Regions from separate parts of the Homo sapiens genome. Here region 2 is linked to region 1. Evidence: chromatin loops called from intact Hi-C (ENCODE). Cell type or tissue: K562. All regions are shown on one strand. Links, peaks and the distances in the headings refer to the core of each region. The heading gives the core; the rest is flanking DNA. Region 1 overlaps PSMD6 (proteasome 26S subunit, non-ATPase 6). Region 2 overlaps C3orf49 (chromosome 3 open reading frame 49).

Region 1 (2,924 bases), core at 37-2,536:
AGAGTGACTAGGAAGCCCTCCACTGGATTGGGGTGGACAGGGAATACCTCTCTCAGGGGCTGGCTAAGCACAGAGCAATGTAAATGATACAAAAGTCTGAAGGCAGGAAAAGCATGGTTAAGCCCAGGAACAGAAAGGATGCCAGACTCAGAATGCAAGCAGGAAGACAGCAACAGGTATATAGAAGGTGAGCAAGAAAAGAGACTCTAGAGTATACTTATGTTTGTGGTTTCAACAAGATGGAAATCCCTGGAGAAGGAGAATATTTGTTTTTAGTGTTGGGGGTGAGGGTGGGATTCAAGCATACTTTGGCAGTGTTCAAGTGGATATGCCTATTAAACAGCCAAGTGAGGACACTAAGGAGGCATTGAGGCATGAGTCTGGTGCTCCAGTTTGGGGCTGGCGACATGAATTTGTCCATCACTGCCATCCAAATGTATCTGATGGCACAAAGTGAAGATAAGAAACAAGGGCAATAACCCAGTCTAAGGCAGTCAGACACTGAGAGGTCTAACAGTGGATGAGGAGGTAGGTCCAGAGAAAACAAGAGCACGTTACTGCAGAACCAAGAGAAAGCTGTGGTGAGAAGCAAAGGATGGTCAACATCAAGGCAGATAAAGATAAGCAAGGGAACACATGATTTAGCAACATGGAGATCAATGGCCACTAACCATGAGATGGTGCGTATTCTCACTAATAAGAGAAATGCATAAAACATCAATAAAATTATTTCTGTCCTCTCAGACTGGCAAAGAGTATGGAGAGGGTGGGACAGGTTCTCTCAAATGCTATAGATTGAGAGAAGTATAAATTGTGTAAATGTAAACTGACATATCTCTGGAGGGCAACAGTGGTCAAGACACAATATATTTAACCTTTGGAAAGTTCAATTTTTTAGACTTTTTCCCCAAGGAAATAACAAGTGGGAAAGATAAATTGTTGGAGTGTTCAAAACAGGGTTGCTTATAATAGGGCAAAACTGGAAACGACCTCGTTTTCTATCAGTAGAGGATAAATTATGGCATAGCCAATACATTGAAATACTAGGAAGTCCTTAAGAAAGGATAACCTGAAGCTCCTAGGAACACTACCTGTTCAATTTGCTGCTATTCTCAATGTTAGTACACGATAGCCACTCAAAAACACTTACTGACTAAATGACCAACTATATGTATAGTGACATGAAAAGATATACACGTTACTTGTGAAGAGAAAAAAAGGTACTTACAAAACAGCATATAAAATACATCCACAATACACAAAAGTGTTACATGCTCTTATCTCTGGATAACAGTGCCCCTGAAGGACACACTGGAAAACCTGATTAACAGCAGTTGCCTCTAGAGAAAGGACACTGGTGATCAGATATTAAAGAAAGCCTTTTTCTTCTTTATATGATACTGTTTACAACTGTTCCATGTGTACATATAACTTCGGTTTTTAAATGTTTTTTCTTTTTTAAAGTGCATATAATAAACGAGTAAAAGGCCGGGCGCGGTGGCTCACGTCTATAATCCTGCACTTTGAGAGGCTGAGGCGGGCGGATCGTGAGGTCAGGAGATCAAGACGATCCTGGCTAACACAGTGAAACCCTGTCTCTACTAAAAATACAAAAAATTAGCCGGGCATGGTGGCGGGCGCCTGTAATCCCAGCTGCTCAGGAGGCTGAGGCAGGAGAACGGCATGAACCCGGGAGGCGGAGCTTGCAATGAGCCAAGGTCATGTCACTGCACTCCAGCCTGGGCGACAGAGTGAGACTCTGTCTCAAATAAATAAATAAATAAATAAATAAAAGGTCTACAAGGATATAAAACAATATTAAAATCACCGTCTCAGGAAAAATTTTATATGTGAGTGAATGTGTGTATGGATTTGGGGGTGAGGTGAGATACAAAACCTTTCACTTTCTCAATTTATTTTTGATTTCTAAATATAGTCAGGTACTACCTAGAAAAGGATACTACTTCCTTTTCCAATTGAATTATTTTAGAGCACATTAGTACCAAGTGCTGTCCTGCTGTCAGGGTCATGAAGATTAAAAAAAAAAAAGCATAAGTTCTGCTCCCAGAAATTCTAGTTAGCAAAGGAGGCAAACTAGGAAATTATCACAAAACAGAGTGCTAAGTTTTAGCAATTGGGGCACATGGCCAGTTAAGTATATGAAAAGATGCTCAATGAAACTAGTCATTAGAAACAAATCAAAATTACAATGAGATATCATTTCACACCCACAAAGATACCTATAATCAAAAAGACAGAAAATAGTAAGTACTGGATGTGGGAACACTGGAACCCTCACACAGCTGATGGGAATGTCAAATGGTGCGGGCGCCTGCTTTAGAAAACTGGCAGTTCCTCAAAAAGTTTATCAGAGGGTTGCCATTAAGATGCAGCCATTCCACTCCATATGTCCACAGAAAAAGCTGTACACAAATCTTCATTATAGCATTATTGATAGTAGCCAAAAAGTGCAATCAACACAAAAATCTATGAACTAATGAATGGATAAATAAAATGTAGTATATACATACAACAGACTATCATTTGGCTATAAAACAAAATGAAATACTGATACATGCTACAACATGGATGAATGTGGGAACATTATAAAGTGAAAGAAGCCAGGCACAAAAAGCCACGTATTTTATGACTGCATTTAGATGATATGTCCAGAATAGGCAAATTCGTACAGACATAAAGTAGATCAGTGGTTGCCAGGGGCTGGGGGAAAGGAGTAATAGGGAGTGACTGCTAATGGGTGTCGGTTTCCTTTTGGGGTGATCAAGATGTTCTGGAATTATTAATATTTGCAAAACCTTGCCAATATATGAAAAAGCACTGAATTGTACACTTGAGGTAATTTTATGGTGTGTGATTTATACCTCAGTTTTTTTAAAGGAGGGGGCATACAATAACCCCAGGAA
Region 2 (2,924 bases), core at 1-2,500, 170 kb before region 1:
CCATAAAAAGGAGGACATCCTGTCATTTCAACTACATGGATGAACCTAGAGAACATTATGCTAGGTGAAATAAGGCAGGCACAGAGAGATAAATAATGCATGATCACACTTACATATGGAATCTAAAAAAGGTGGTCTCACAGAAATAGAGAGTATAATGGTGGTTACCAAAGGCTGGGGTGGCTAGGGAGAAGGAGGTTGGGGAAATGTTAGTCAAAAGATACATACTTACAGTTAGGCAAGAGCAATAAATTTCAAGAGACCTAATTGTACAGCAAGGTGACTATAGTTAATGATGATATAGTATATTCTTGAAAAATGTAAAAAGAGTGAATGTGATATGCTCTCACCACAAAAATGATAACTCTGTGAGGTAATGCATTTGTTAATTAGCTAGTTAACCATTCCACAATGTATATATACTCCAACACATCATACTGTACATGACAAAAATACACAATGTTATCTGTCATTTTAAAATAAATACATAAAAAAGAAGGAAGTTTAATTGCCATCGTGCCAGTATTAACAGGGGGAACCTTGAAGAGGTGACTGAAGAAGTGATCAGGTCATTAGGACTGTGCCCTGATGAACAGGCTTATGCAGCTATTGTGGAAATAGGTTAGTAATCTCGGAGTGAGCTCCTGATAAAAGGGTGAGTTCAGCTCCATTTCTTTTCTCCATCTCACACTCTCCTTTGCCATGTGATACCTTTTGCCATGTTATGACACAGCAAGAAGACCCTCACCAGATTTGGCCCTTTGATCTTGAATTTCCCACCCTCTAGAACCATAAGTCAAATAAACTTTTATTGCTTATAAATTACCCATTCTCTGGTATTCTATTACAGCCTTGGAAAACAGAGTAAGACGGAAAATTGTACTGGCAGTGTGGCTGTTGCTATAATACCTGAAAATGTGGAAGCGGCAAGTGTTGCCCAAGTCTAGAATCATAAATAAAGACAATTGAGATCTTTACATTTGTTGTAATTTTGTCTCTTGACAGATGACCACAAAAGGACCTGGAGACAGCTGACCTGAGACTCCTTGAGGAACACAGGAAAAGGTGATGCTAACCTTCTTTTCTGGGGGTGGGGGGTACTATCTCCTTCATGTAGCCCTGAGGGTTAAGTCCCCCTCAGATCTGAGCTCTGCTCTCTTTAAGTATTTAAGCTCGCTGATATCTTTGGCTTTGGGGGTATCAAGATTAGTTTGTGCTATGAGAGGACATTTGACTTTGGGGTACCTAGGGTTAGTTTGTACTGTGGCAGGGCACATGACTTCTGGGTTCATAGTGGCTGACAAGTCACTGGCAATGACTACATTGTTTCGGCTCCCACTCTGGTGATATCTCATGCATGATGCCATAAAAGGCTTGGGTCAAGCCCTGAAGAATGTGGCTGGACAGAAATACGGGTTGCATCCCATTGGTGACCAGCATATGACCAGAGGGAAATGTGCGTTACACTCTCTGTGGCTACCATAAAGGGCTGCAGTAGTAAAGGTAACCAACGGCAGTCACAGTAAGTGGTTATTACCATGAGGTGGAGGGGGACATGAACTCTGGCTTTTGGAATTCATAGGTATGTGTGTTCTTTTTTTCTTACATGTTTAGATGAGGGAGGCCTCAGGCATCTGACTGGGTCAGACAAAAAAGAAACTGAAATGTCATTAGCTAAGTTGGTCAAGGCGATCTCAAAGCCAAAGCCATTTTGGCTTTGGAAGACCCAATATCCAACATAAAATGGTTTCTTTAATTTCTAAAGATCTGAGTACCCTCCCTTCTGGCCAGTCTGCCTTTTTTGTGTATAAGGTTTCTGGTTCTGGAAGCTACAAATATTTACAAATGGCAAAATCTTACAAAAGATAATTCAGAATTATGATGCCATTACATGGAATGTTCCACATGAAAAAGACTATTCATCTAAGAAGTGCACTCGAACCCCGAGCCTCCCAAATTATGCAGAGAGAACAAAATTCTTATTGGCATTCAGAAGCCTCAAAGAGACAGTCCTCTAAAATCACCTTTTAAAAAGATTCACTGTAAAGAGCTAATGAAAAGCTGGAAATGGAAGATATTCCCTTACCAAGGATGGTAAAACTGATGTAACTCCTACTGCCTCTCTCTCTCTTTCTTTGCCTGAATATTTACAATCTACTACTAAATATTCAGTCTGCTTTGTCTGAATTGCCTTTCTTCCCTGAAAAAAGCAGTTAAACAGTTTCCTTATAAGAGAATCGTCTGAAAAATCAGGAGATAATCCCCAAGCGACTTGCACTCCCTGGACAAAAATGGACTTCAGGGCCACAGTTCAAGATTTTCCTAAACCTAGAGAAAAATTTCACAAGTTTTCTGAAGAATTCAGGGTCTTACTAGTAACTTATTATTTAAAAATTTTTATTTTTTTTAGACGGAGTTTCACTCTTGTTGCCCAGGCTGGAGTGCAAGGGCGCAATCTTGGCTCACCACAACCTTCGTCTCCTGGGTTCAAGCTATTCTCCTGCCTCAGCCTCCCAAGTAGCTGGGATTACAGGCACCCACCACCACGCCAGGCTAATTTTTTTGTAGTTTTAGTAGAGACGTGGTTTTACCATGTTGGCCAGGCTGGTTCTCAAACTCCTGACCTCAGGTGATCCACCCACCTCGGCCTCCTAAAGTGCGGGAATTATAGGCATGAGCCACCGTGCTTGGCCTTACTGGTAATTTATAACCCCAGTATACTTGATCTGTACCAACTAGTATATGTGTTGGTGTACTCTAGGGAGCCCCACATGGATGAAAGAGGCAGAATGATAGTCTCCTGAGAATTCTATCAAGTACCCAACAAGTCCCGTCCGATCTACTTATGGGTCAGGCAAAACCCAAAAGACTGCAAATTACAGTTTGAAAAGCCATTCCCCAAGTATTTCAGCTCCATGACAACC

The links. A loop is a pair of places that touch in the nucleus more often than their neighbours do. Peaks named below come from ENCODE experiments on the same cell type or tissue, not always from the same donor. Only the 100,000 strongest peaks of a DNase experiment are listed, where the experiment ranks them.
Region 2: a loop joins it to region 1, with 2.4 times the contacts of the local background. A loop is called at or near these places in 1 of 110 quality-filtered maps.

The regions. Positions count from the first base shown.
Region 1 is chr3:64,014,421-64,017,344 of GRCh38, forward strand. The region is part of intron 5 of PSMD6 (proteasome 26S subunit, non-ATPase 6); the gene reads right to left. It overlaps PSMD6-AS1 (PSMD6 antisense RNA 1), which reads left to right. Exons shown (of 2, transcript NR_189168.1): 2 at 1,465-1,842. Among named protein-coding and RNA genes, the nearest start is that of PSMD6-AS1, 3.9 kb to the left of the region's middle. In K562, for the core only: no CTCF peak of the experiment used is centred there; a DNase peak (open chromatin) is centred at 1,301.
Region 2 is chr3:63,844,018-63,846,941 of GRCh38, forward strand. C3orf49 (chromosome 3 open reading frame 49) reads left to right here. Exons shown (of 7, transcript NM_001355236.2): 6 at 1,006-1,065. The coding sequence ends at 1,035. The region is part of intron 1 of THOC7 (THO complex subunit 7); the gene reads right to left. Among named protein-coding and RNA genes, the nearest start is that of THOC7-AS1, 15 kb to the right of the region's middle. In K562, for the core only: no CTCF peak of the experiment used is centred there; no DNase peak of the experiment used is centred there.